2 separate regions of the Mus musculus genome follow, and region 1 is linked to region 2. The links are chromatin loops, found by intact Hi-C in ENCODE. Cell type or tissue: heart. All regions are shown on one strand. Each heading gives the region's core, and the rest is flanking DNA. Links, peaks and the distances in the headings are about the cores only.

Region 1 (5,000 bases), core at 1-5,000, 57 kb after region 2:
TCCCGGGGGAGTAGGACACGCACTGACAAATAAGCCGCTCCTTAGAACTGTCACCTAGCACAGAATCTCCCACACGCATGTTAAACCTTACAGTTCCCCAGTCTCTCTGACTTCAGAGTCTGCTTTCCAGACAAACTATGCTGCACTGCGGACTGGGCTCCTACAGAACCAAGCAGTAGCCACTCCCGTGGCTTTTCTGGACACAGGCCACGCTACAAATCTCTTCAACCTGGACTTGTTAGCCAAAGGCTCTACAGGTCTTAGAGGTAAGCCCCATCCCTAAAACTCTCCATCATGGCCCACTTCTTGGGGACGGGGTGGGGCCTGTTTGGACTCCAAAGCTCTCCAGAGCAACATACTTTGAAATATAGGTGAATACTGAATGTCTTCACAGACTGTGCTAGTGTTCGTGGTTTTGCTCTCTCCTCCTCCTCCACCCCCCCCACACACCGAGTCTCTCTGAAGGAGACTGAGCCACACAGATCTAGACAAAGTTTAAGATCTCTAGAGAGGTGGCCACTGTGACTTAGATCACACCTGGGTTACTTAGACACTAGAATGTGAGGACCTTCAGAGCCTTTAAGTCATCCAGGTTCCTTGCCGGGCAGGGCAGCTGTAAAGCTCTGACGTGCCTTAGGGATTACTGTCCTGATGAACAGCACCTGGTACCACCGACCTACACTAATCTCCTGATCCAAAGTTCACCTGGCTGCTCCCGGCATGCGCTAGCCATCTCTCTTCTCATTGACAGCATGGCCAGCCTACTGTGTTCCACTCTTCCCCTCCATCCCTCTTAGTATGAAGTGTCCTATGTAACTGCTTCTGGGCCCTCGTGTCACTACGGGCAGTCAAGAGATGTGTGCTTGACCGCCAGTGCGCCAGTGCTTCTATGCAGGTCTACTATCTTTTCAAAGCCTGAGAAAAATCAACATTCACAAAATCACCTGCTAAAATTTATCATTTCACATTCGGAAGCACTACTGACAAAATGTAAGTCGCCTGACCCCAAAGGTAGTCCTCAGATGTGTTATATTACGTTACAGCCTAGTCTTGGGGTGGGGGTGGGCTGCAAAGCAGAGGCTTATTGCTGAGCTATAATCACAGAAAAAAACAAATGTCCCTGATAAAACGGGGGAGGGGGGGGCAAGAAACACCAGGATAAATTACATCATCGGGGGATTATTATTTAAGAAAAATGTTGGATTGATTCAAGCTCCCCTTCTTTGCAAGACAAAGTTCATTCAAGATCTGCTTGCCTTGGTCATTCGCTAACAAGCAGATCACTGGCAAAAAAAAAAAAAAAAAAGATAAAGCCAACTAAATTATCAGCCCTCCAGTTGGTTCAGCCCCCGCGCACCCTTTCCCAGCAACTGCTACATCAAACCATCAAACTGAGTTTAGCTTCCTGAAGGCACAGTGAACACCCTAATACCCCTTCCACGCCCAACCCCCAAGATCCCTCATATCTAAACCGAATGTCCTTAAACTGTACTACTACCGATGCTCTCCGAAATGAAGTTTAAGCACCTGACAATTATTACATCCAAACTGTACGAAGCCGAGATCCCAAGATTTTGGTTCAAATCTGCTAGGACCGAACTTCCTTTTTCTCCCCGCGGGTCCTCCCAGCCCTTCCGCGCGCCAAGGTCGCCACTCGGGGCCTGCAGTGACATCACGGTCTGTCTCGGTAGAGCCCTGACATCACCCGCACGCCGAGCCTCGGCACTGTGACCTCACCACCGCAGGCTCGCACGCCAGGGCCCCCCGGGGAGGGTGGAGGAGACGCGCCGCTCACCTGCACGGGGACACCCGGAGCCCCGCGCCCCGCACGCAGCCCACCCGCGGCGGCCTAGCTTGGGTCGCCGGACTCCGGGCCCAGGGAGCAGCCGGGCGCACGACCTCGGGGCCAGGCCGCGAGGACGGCTCTCTGGAGGACGCTGCGGCGGCGGCACCCCGAGCACGGCGAGCCGCGGTCCCCGCCCCCAACGTTCGGCCCTGCCGCGGGGAGCAGCGGGAGCCGCCACGGTGTCCACCTGCCCCGCGCCCCGCAGCCCCGCGCCCTCGCCCGGCCCACCTGTGCTTCTGCCGGGCCAGGGCCTGGCCCGGGGCTGCGGCAGCCCGATGCGGCGGCGGCAGGCCTGACTCGCTCCCCGACACTGAGGCGGACCAGGAGCTCAGCGCTGAGCGGCGGAGCCCAACGCTCGCCCCGAAACCCATTTGTTGGCTAAACCGGCGTGACATCACGCGCCGGCCCAATCGACGGTTGCCCGGGGGCGGGGCCGCAAAGCCTGCGTGCGCCAGCGCCCCCTGCGGGCGGCCGCGAGCGCTGTGGGGAGAGATGGGAGCTGCCAGGACAAGCGCCTACAAGCCTGGTGTGGCGGGAGATTGGGGAGTTTGAGTGTCACTGCACAACAAGGACCCTAACCCTAGAGCACAGTTAGAGTGACAAGTTCATTAACACTCCCAGGTGCTCCAGAAGCCTTAATACGTTTGACCCTGTTAGATATCCAACATGTCTGGGTTCTAATCTTGGTTCTACCACTAGCGTATGGTTCTATTTCAATTTTTATTTTTATTTATTTTATTTTATTTATTTATTTATTTATTTATTTATTTAGGAGACAGAGTTTCTCTGTATAGCCCTGGCTGTCCTGGAACTCACTTTGTAGACCAAGCTGGTCTCGAACTCAGAAATCCGCCTGCCTCTGCCTCCCGAGCGCTGGGATTAAAGGCGTGTGCCACCACACCCGGCTCATCTATTTCAAATTTTTAAAATGAGCTATTTAGCAAGCCCATGGCCCTGGGTTTGATCCTGATGTCCTACACACTGGGCATGTTGCTTCATATCTGTAATCCCAGAGTTTGGGAGGTGATGTCAGGTGCGCCACAGGTTCATGGTCACCCTCAATGGCAAAGCAAATTTGGGATCAGCGGGAGCAGGGCGCGGGTCCTCTCTGTTAAGAACACTGGCTGCTCTTCCAGGGGAATTCAATTCCCAGCACACCACAAGGTGGTTCGAAACTTGTCTGTAACTGCAGCCTCATGGAATCAGACGTCTTTTTCTGGCCTCCACAAACACTGCATGCACGGAGACAAAACACTATACACATAAAAAAAATTTTTACAAAAGAATATATTTTCCATAAAATTATGGCAGAAGTACCTACCAGAAAGTACATAAACTTTAAAGTTAAACTGCTAATCTACAAGAGCCTTGTAAACTTATCAGTGAAAGAAAAAAAAAAAAAAACAACAACAACAAGAAGACTCAGCACTTAAGAGCACTAGCTGCTCTTCTAAAGTACCCAGGTTCAATTCTCAGCACTCTCGTGGTGGCTCACAATTATCTGTTACTTCAGTCCCAGGGGATCCAAGACACACATCTGGTGCACACATGTGCAGGCAAAATAGCTATACACACAAAATTTTTTAAACAGCCTCACATCAGAAAATAAAAAACCTCTTGTGAAACGTGTGTGTGAAGTCTTAAAGAATCAAAATGTAGAAATAGGACCAGTGAGATGCTGCAGCAGATGAAGGTACTGACACTAAACCTGACACCCTGAGTTCAATCCCTACGACCCACCTGGTAGGATGAAAAGATGTCCTCTACATGTGGGCCGGAGTATGTGAATACCACCCATACAGACACACACACACACACACACACACACACCACACACACATACACATACACACACACACACAAATACACACACACATACACACATACATACACACACACACACACATACATACACACACACACACACACACACACACACATGCGTGGGCTGGAGTATGTGAAAAACCCTCCATACACACACACACACACAAATTTGCAATTTTAAAATATAAAACTAAGCCAAGCATGGTAGTACACATTTGTAATCCCTGAATTTGGAAGGCTGAGACAAGAGGTTGTGGCAGTTCAAAGCCACTCTGGGCTACTTAGCATGTACCGGGTTTCCTGGGCTGTATCCCTTTCTCATTTCCATGATCAAAATACTTAACAAAAGCATCTTAAGAAATTAAGGACTTATCTTGTAGCGCTGGAGAGATGGCTCAGTGGTTAAGAGCACTGGCTGCTCTCACAGAGGACCTGGGTTTGGTTCCCAGCACTCACATGACCTCTCACAACCTGCTGTAACTACAGCTTCAGGGGCTCTGACACCTTCTGGCCTCCAAAGGCACCAGGCAGATATGACGCACAGACATAGATGCAGGCAAAGCACTCATAAAATATAAAGTTAGTAAATGGAGATATTTTCATTAAGGGGGGGTATGTTGCTCACAATTTGAAGCAGAGAAGGCATGAACAGGCATGAACATGGCAGCTGGCATCCACAGCCAGGAAGCAGACAGGAAGGAGAGGTAGATGATGGTTCTCAGCACCTTTCTGACGGAGCCACCAACGTTTGGGATGAGCAGCACAATGCTTTGAATATACCTGTGTGTGTGTGTGTGTGTGTGTGTGTGTGTGTGTGTGTGTGTGTGCGTGTGTAGGCTCCAGGGATGGAACACTTAGGTCATAAGACTTCTGCAAGAGTTTTACCCACTTAGCCATCTCCCTAGATACAGTATCAAATTCTTAAAAGAAAAACAAAGCCCTGGCTTTTTAAACCACAGCACAGATACGGCACTAGAGCCCAGGGAACCAGAAAGAACTTTTGATAACACGCTACTGATGTGTAAGCCATTGTTGTCTCAGAACAACAGTGTCTGTGCTAGTCTTCAAAGTGCCAGTCCTTTAACACACGGAACTCCCAGAAGCAGCACAGAAAGGTGGGGCGGTGCTTGGGAACACCAATGGAGATGTTCAAGCGGAGGACTGCCATGAGTTCCAGGTCATTCTGAACTAGTCAGTGAAACCGGCTCCCAAAAACCACAAACCAAGTCAAGCAACTAGACTATATGTAAATGTAATATGTAAACATAAATGCAACAAATGTTGCATCTTAACAAACTGCAAGGCTAAGGCATGTGTGCCTGTGCTGGCA
Region 2 (7,572 bases), core at 2,573-7,572:
AGTTAATGCAGGCCGTCTGTTTCTGAGGTAAGGCCAAGTGCACTGGGGGCATCCTATGCCCTGTTGTCAGCCCAGCTTCTCACACAGCTGCAGAGCACGTGATAACCAGGTCAGCAATGCTGACTCATGAAAACCCAGAGTTGTTTGTCTTGTGTACCCACGTGGGAGAGCCACAGGCAGCAAAGGTTGAACACACAGTGCATGAGGAACGTCACACCCTTGGTTGTCCTGTGTGTTATCGCCTTATCCCAGTTATGAGTCACAACAAACTTAGAGGACATTCAGATTGCCAGCTTGGCACAAGCCAACAGCAGATGTGTTGAAGATGAGCTGTTCTCAGCCTCTTGCGTTGTGTCAGACCAAGTTTGCGTCTCCAGGCTAGCATAGCATGGTCCACTTGTCAGGGTGGCCTCGCTGGCATGGGGTCACTGCAGTCTCAGCCTGCTCTCAGCCGTTACTGTGAAGGATAAAAGAAAAACCCAAACCAGAGATATGGCTCAGCAGTTAAGAGCCACAGACCCAAGTTTGGCATTCAACACTCATAACTGCTTGTAATTCCAGAAGTAGGGAATCTGACACCTTCTTCTGGCTTACAAGGACAAATGCACGCACTAGTATACAGACACACAATCTTAAAAATTCAAACTAGATTCCAGTTCGGAAGCCACTGGCCTCATGACCCTCTGCTTAACATAGGCCAAGCTGGCTCTACCTAAATACCATCCTCCACTCTGCTCCCTGCCGGTCCTGGCCAAATGTGTACCCTCCTCCAAGGCAACCACTGCCCTTCCCCATCAGTCGTCCACATTTGTCGTCCATCCTCCCTGCCAGCAACTTAGGCCGATAACAGGGTTTTTTTCTGTGTTTTTGGATTTTGTTTTCAAAGCTCCAGCTTTCTGTCTTCAAGCCTGAAGACTCCCAGTGGCTTCTAAGTGACTGGTGGACAGCTGTGGGAACTCTTTAATAGTACTTTATAGGGAATACAGCAGGCACTGCACAAAACTCAAAATGTTAAAAGCCGATAAGATTTTAAACTTACATTTAAGGAAAGATGATTTTGTAATATAAAAAGTTAACCTCCCTTCTTCTAAACCCTGTTTTGGGGTGCATTTGACATGTCTCCTCTTGTAGCCCAGGCATGCCTCAAACTCAGCAATTCTTTTGCCTTGTCCTCAGAGCTCTGGGATCACAGACATGAGTCACCACAAATGGCTTGAACACAAACAAGACTTTAACAGAAGGGCCCTAAGAAGGGAGCTGGAGAGGTGACTGCAGTTAAGAGCACTGCTGTTCTTCAGAGGACTCGGGCTTAATTCCCAGCAACCACATGAGGACTTACAAACCTGCTCAGACTCCCAGGGGAGCTGATGCCCTCTTCTGGCCTCTGTTGGTGCAGGTAACCATGTGATGCAGACATAAATGCAGGCAAAATACCCACACACATCAAAGGTTTGTTTTTGTTTGGTTTTTTGTTGTTGTTTTTCGAGACAGGGTTTCTCTGTGTAGCCCTGGCTGTCCTGGAACTCACTCTGTAGACCAGGCTGGCCTCGAACTCAGAAATCCGCCTGCCTCTGCCTCCCCAGTGCTGGGATTAAAGGCGTGCGCCACCACGCCCGCTCAAGTTGTTGTTTTTAATTACAACTTAATGCATAAGAACTTAATGCATAAGGATCTGGACCAGATGACGTAGGCAGGAATCTGGTCCAGTTCATAGCACGGCTCACAACTGCCTGCCACTTGACCACCACAGTGGTGGCTCTGCCACCTTAGTGTGCGCACACTCAAGAGCAAGCACACGCACGTGCACGAAATCCATCTTTGGGCTGTAATGGCTCAGCAGTAGAGAACTTGTTGCTCTGCACAACACACAGATCACTTCCCAGCACAGCTTCAGGGGGTCCAACACCCTTGGCTGGTCTCCTCCAACACTGCCTGAATTTACATGAACATTCATAAAGTTAGTAAAATCTTATTTTAAGACCAGACCTCATTTAAAACGTTTATTTTTTTATTGAAGTTTTTTTAAAAAATTTTTAACCAGACAAAAGGATGCACAACATTTTAATCTATTATATGATATTGTCTTATTCTGTGGTGATTATGTTTAGTCAGCTGTTCATAATATACAATACTGAATTTTAATCACGTTATTTACAGAGGGGCCAAAGCACTCATCTACAGGTAAAGGCGCTCGGGTTTAATGTGCACGTTCACAGCCCTGTGCAAGCACAACCATTATACACACTGTAAACAGCACAGGGCATGTCGGTCTGCAGTCACCACTCTCACGGGAACGAGCATACAGGCCTAGGGTAAGGTGCCTGGTTTTCTTTCTGAGGCATAATTCTCAACCGTGTGCTTCCCTCCTCACTCACTCCAAGTGCAGAGCCAGTGTTGGACCACCTCAGGATCCCCTTGTGGAGACTGCCTGGTGACCTCTGAATGTCCTTGATGGAGGAAAACAGGCAAGAGTTCTTCACAGCTGGATAGGTTTAATGTGAGGCACCACCATACAAAACCATGGAACTAAATTCTTGTACAGCTGAGAAACAGTTTAAAATGCCTGAGCAATGGCAGTCAGAGCTGAGCAGAGATCAGGAAGGGCCGGGGGAGCTCGCAGCCCTGGAGGTTGGCCCAAGTGTTTCACGGTCCTCTTGCCTCCCTGTCCCATGGACTTCAGTACTCCTCTTCCGTCTCACTCCCTCTCGTCTTCTTATGGATTGCCCGGTTAAAGCTATGGCAGGCAGGTAACCAGTGATTGTCATGAAGGCCTAACTTACAGCCAGGAAAGCCCTTCTGAGACTGGTGGCAGCACATCCAGTAGCCAGGCCCATATGGCAAAGCCTGGCAATAGGGTTTGGGGTGCCACCGGCACAGGGACACATCCCCTTTCACATACTTTTTCTTGCACTGCTTGCAAGGGTCTTCCCTATAGCGTGGGTCTCGAACCCACCGAGAATCTGCTGGCCTGATGTTGTAGTATTCAATGATGGACTTGAAGTAGCGACAGGTACATTTAAGAATGGCTAAACTCAGGGTAGGGAGTAACCTGAAGATTTTCACTATGATGTGGTGGGGCAGGCATGCCATGTACTGCTGAGGCTCCAGAAGCTGCTGGATCTTAAACCTGGTCTCCAGAAAGTCCTGTGACACCTGCTTCTTGCACGTGGCTGCCTCAAGCACCTGCGAGGTGCTCCCTCCCGGAGAGGCTGCTGGGAGGAGCGGCTCCACAGAGGCATCTTTCTCCTCACCTGCACTGCTGCCCTCAGCAGCATCTTGAGGCTGACTGGCCTCTGAGGCCTCTGGTGCTGGGTGTTCCCTCAGCTGGGGGTGCGCTTGCTGGTCCTGTCCAGATGACAGAAAGAAGAGCATCCCGGGAAGAGGCTCCTCAAGGGAGTCTAAAGCCGCCGGCCGGTCTTTCTCTACCGTGCACACAGTGATGCTGATGCACAGCGGGTCCTGCCTCTGCTCAGGACTGTGCTTTGTGACTGTTACAAGCTCTCTTCTTATGCGACGGACAGCATCTGTAGGCAATTCATCAAATTCCTCCACCATTTCTACGTCATCCCGGCTGCAGCTCTTCATAGCTGTTTGCTGACCCGGCTCTAGATCTGTGCTGTCCATGTGGAAGCTCACAGTGGCTGGCAATGAGGGACAGCTTTGAGAAGTGCCATCCCAGGCCTGCTCCCCTACAGAATGATGCTCAGTTACGGAGGGTTCTTCACCCACAGATACCGGCTGCAAGGGATTCTCCTGAGGGTCGGCTGTGTCTGCAGAGCCCTCTTCACTTTTGTCGCTGGCCTGAGAACCATTAGTGAGCAACACCCTGCCTACATTTCGACGGAAACTGTTATTGCGTGACAAGCTCCCGGGTTCCCGCTGGCCCTGGTGCTTCAGGCACTCAGACTCCAACCTGGCTACCATGTCAAGGACACGGACTGGCTCACCCTGGGATCTGCCAGTCTCGGGATTTTCTTGTTCCTTGGGTTCTTCACAAGTTTCCGGAGCAGAGAAGGGCTCAGGTGCAGGCGGTATACCTCGGGACTGGCCAGAAATCTTCACAATGGCAGGCGAATTTGTGCAGTTTTTTGTGCAGCTAGCTAGCAGAGCAGTGGCCTTCTGCTCAAGGAAGGCAACCATCTGTATCACCGACAGAGGCCTCGCAGCACAGACACCGTCCCCGCTGTCACTCATGTAGTGCACAGAACAGTGCTCCACGCCACACACAAACGGCTCAGACTGGTAGCACTGGCTGTTGATCTCTCTCATCATTTCTAGCTGTAACTTGGCTTTCTTAAGATCTCCTGATTTTTTCCTTCTTTTAGTGGCTCTCCCATCGATATCCCAGGAACTTTTAATTTTCATAGAGCCTATCCTATTGCTATACTGGTGGGCTGCAAAGAATGCAATTTTCTCCTTCGTGTTCCCAGGTTTGACAATAGCCCAGGTCCCAGGCAGCCCCTCCTCACTCTGGTGCACGGCTGCAGACAGCACGTTCTTTTTGGCTTTAACATTCAAGCTGTTCTCCACAGGGCTCTTCCCACTCATACTGCACAGAACATTTGGAGAAAGGATCCCAAAAGGTTTTCTAGACGATGCTTTGACAAGGGAGGCTGAAGGAAGGACGGTGGGTTTCATGTAGCTGGCTCTGGCCTTCACATCACCGTTGGCCTTTCCGTGGCTCATAGGCGTTCTCAGGGTGTCCCTGCTGACCTCAAGAGGGCGCTCTTTCTTCTGGAGTTTCCAGTACAGCTTAAGGTGCATAACAGATGCCCTGGAACAGGAGAGAAGAGAGCTGACTTAGGTATCCTACTGTTTCTAGCAAGAGAAGTCTATTTTCTCAACTTCTAACATCTCTACCAAAAGTCGCATTCTGGCTCATTTCTAATACACAAATCACGGAGAACAGAAGCAAACTAAGCACTTTCTGTGGAACTAACAGCCACAAAATCAGCTGATTTTGAATGATACATTATAGAAAGGGCTATTAATGTAAATTAATCCTTTAAAGTTCGTTTTCCTGACACTGCTTTTTCTAAAATCACACCTTGGCACAGAAGCAGGAAATATTAACTCCTCTATATTGCCTAGGCTGTTCATTCTGTCTGGTTTTTAGGAGATAGGGTTTCATGTAGGCGAGGCTGGCCTTGACTCTCTGCTCCTTCTACCTCCACAGTCCTGAGATTACAGGCGGCGCTGGGAGTTGAACCCAGGACTCTCTAGATGCTAAGCAAGTGCTCTACCAGCTCTAGCAGCAGCATCCTCTCCTGCATAACTAGTTCTGACTACCTAACCCATGCTAGTTTTACATTTGTGACCCTCCTGCCTCAGCTTTCCTCAGTGCATACCATGCCTGGCCCTAGTAGACTGTTTTGTTTCGTGGGTTTAAGTATGTCTGTCTCAGTATGGAATCCTGACTGGCCTGAAACTCACGCCAGACCTGCTGCCTCCCTACTGTTGAGATTGACGGTACAGCAGTGACTCAGGCCTTACTAGATTTTTTATCTTTATCTTCCAGTTCCTCACAGCTAGCACTTTATTGGTTGCATATAAAAATAACTATTATTTCCTCAACCATTCCCATAGTGTTGGCTGTTTTGCTGTTTATAACTTGTCTGTCATGTGTTTTAATTTCTAAACAACCCATTCATCTGAACTATATACGTCCTTACTGACTTTTTGGCTAGGACCAAGCATCAAATCTTGACTACCAAACCTTCTATAGCATCTTAAAGAAAACACAGAGGCCCATATGCCTTATTCTTAAAAAGTCTGAACTAATTCAGACAAACAAAACAACAAAACCCTGGTGCCTTTTTTCCTTCTTTCCTGGTGGGGTGAGGAAGGGAGGCATTTCAGCGTGAGGTGACAGACAGAGGATTACTTGCCTTGGCCTGGCCTGGCCTCTGCTCTCACTGATTAGATTAGCTAGAGAGGGTGGATACAACCTGGGCAAGGCACCTCTACTCCATCTGAGTGGAAATGTTAACGGAAGGGTTGACACCCTAGATATAGTCCAGGGATCCATACCCTTGCTAAAAAGCACCCTAGGACTGAAGAGTGTGTTTTCCAGGGATGGTCACTCTCCTGTAAAGTAATCCTACCAATGCAATAAAGATCTGCAGTCACACATTTGTGGGAGTGAGGCCACCATATTTTCAGAGCTATGCATGGAGAGATCCACTCTAGCTGAGATTATTGTGCAAGACATGCATCCTATGGGGCAACTACGTATAATCCTTCCCGCGGGCTCACAGCCTTTACCTGCCTTCAGGCATCAGTGCTGACTGGGGAGAGCCCATGTACTGTACCTTCCATCTTAACTCTAGGGTTCTCTAGCCCAGGCTCAGCTGTTTTCTAACTCTGCAAATGGAAGCTCTGCATTTACGGTACGTAAAGTGCCTTTTAGAGATTTGTGTATACATTTATTTTTATATAAGCACGGGTCCAAGCTGTGCAGCTCCTACGGAGAAGTCAGAGAACTCGTGCAGGAACCGGCTCTCCCCTTCCCATGTCAAGTCCAGGGGTCAGCTCAGGCCCCAGGCATGACACTGGCAGGCCCCACCTCTCCCTCCTGGAGTAGATCTTAAGATCATTGTGATTGGTCCCTGAAACCTCAGAACCTAAGGGTGGTAGAGAGCGGCCCCTTTTCTGCACCATAACAGTTTAATAGCTTTCTACCATTTTTGATAATTTAGTCTTCCTCAAAAACAAGATGCTACATAAAGAAGAGTTATACTGAGTGCTGTCGCTCTGAGCCAACTCTGTGCTGGGTTTTCATGGGGAAATGTAAGTGAAATGAAAGCAATGGAAGTGGGGGACATAATAAACTATCACAGAATGCTCTCCTTGCAGAGTGAGTGCCTGTGAGTGAATGTACAGCTGCTATGCATTGCACAATGTTTTCTTTGCCTCTGCACCCCCACAGTATTTTAGGTGCTGTGTGTTATGCTGGCTAGGCTTATGTCAGCTTGACACAAACTATAGTCATCTGAGAGGAGGGAATCTCACCTGAGAAAATGCCTCCATAAGATCAGGCTTGTGTGCACGCAAGCCTGTGGGGCATTTTCATTGTTATCAGTGGGGGAGGCCACAAACCACTGTGGGTGGGGCCATCCCTGGGTGGTGGTCCTGGGTTCTATAAGTCTTCCCAAAAGAACTACCCAGAATTCCTCAAAAACAAGATGCTACATAAAGAAGAGTTATACTGAGTGCTGTCGCTCTGAGCCAACTCTGTGCTGGGTTTTCATGGGAAATGTAAGTGAAATGAAAGCAGGCCACAGGAGCAAGCCAGTAAGTGGTTCCCTTCCATGGCCTCTGCATCAGCCCCTGCCTCCATGTTCCTGTCCTGCCTTCCTTTGATGATGGAAGTCAGGACATGCATTTGGTTACAGGGTTTCATCCCAGTAATAGTAACCATAACTAGAACAGGTCTGTTAAAAACAAACATTAATAATAATTAATTCAAATTAAAGAAATATTTGAGAACAAATTAGTATAATCAGGGAAGGTTTTTGTTTGCACATAATCTGTAAAACCTGCTCCACTGACAGTAACTGAATGAGCAGCTTT

What was found. A loop is a pair of places that touch in the nucleus more often than their neighbours do. Peaks named below come from ENCODE experiments on the same cell type or tissue, not always from the same donor. Only the 100,000 strongest peaks of a DNase experiment are listed, where the experiment ranks them.
Region 1: it touches region 2 in a loop (5-fold over the local background); 18 of 42 quality-filtered maps call a loop at or near these places.

The regions. Positions count from the first base shown.
Region 1 is chr14:47,469,792-47,474,791 of GRCm38, reverse strand. Fbxo34 (F-box protein 34) reads right to left here and starts at 2,231. Exons shown (of 3, transcript NM_001146086.1): 1 at 2,075-2,231. In heart, for the core only: no CTCF peak of the experiment used is centred there; DNase peaks (open chromatin) are centred at 1,741 and 2,241; H3K4me3 peaks cover 2,384 bases; H3K27ac peaks cover 1,491 bases.
Region 2 is chr14:47,526,377-47,533,948 of GRCm38, reverse strand. Fbxo34 (F-box protein 34) reads right to left here. Exons shown (of 3, transcript NM_001146086.1): 3 at 1,987-4,774. The coding sequence starts at 4,764. The coding sequence ends at 2,677. Among named protein-coding and RNA genes, the nearest start is that of Gm35166, 22 kb to the right of the region's middle. In heart, for the core only: a CTCF peak has its summit at 4,718 (motif pointing right); a DNase peak (open chromatin) is centred at 4,718; H3K27ac peaks cover 296 bases.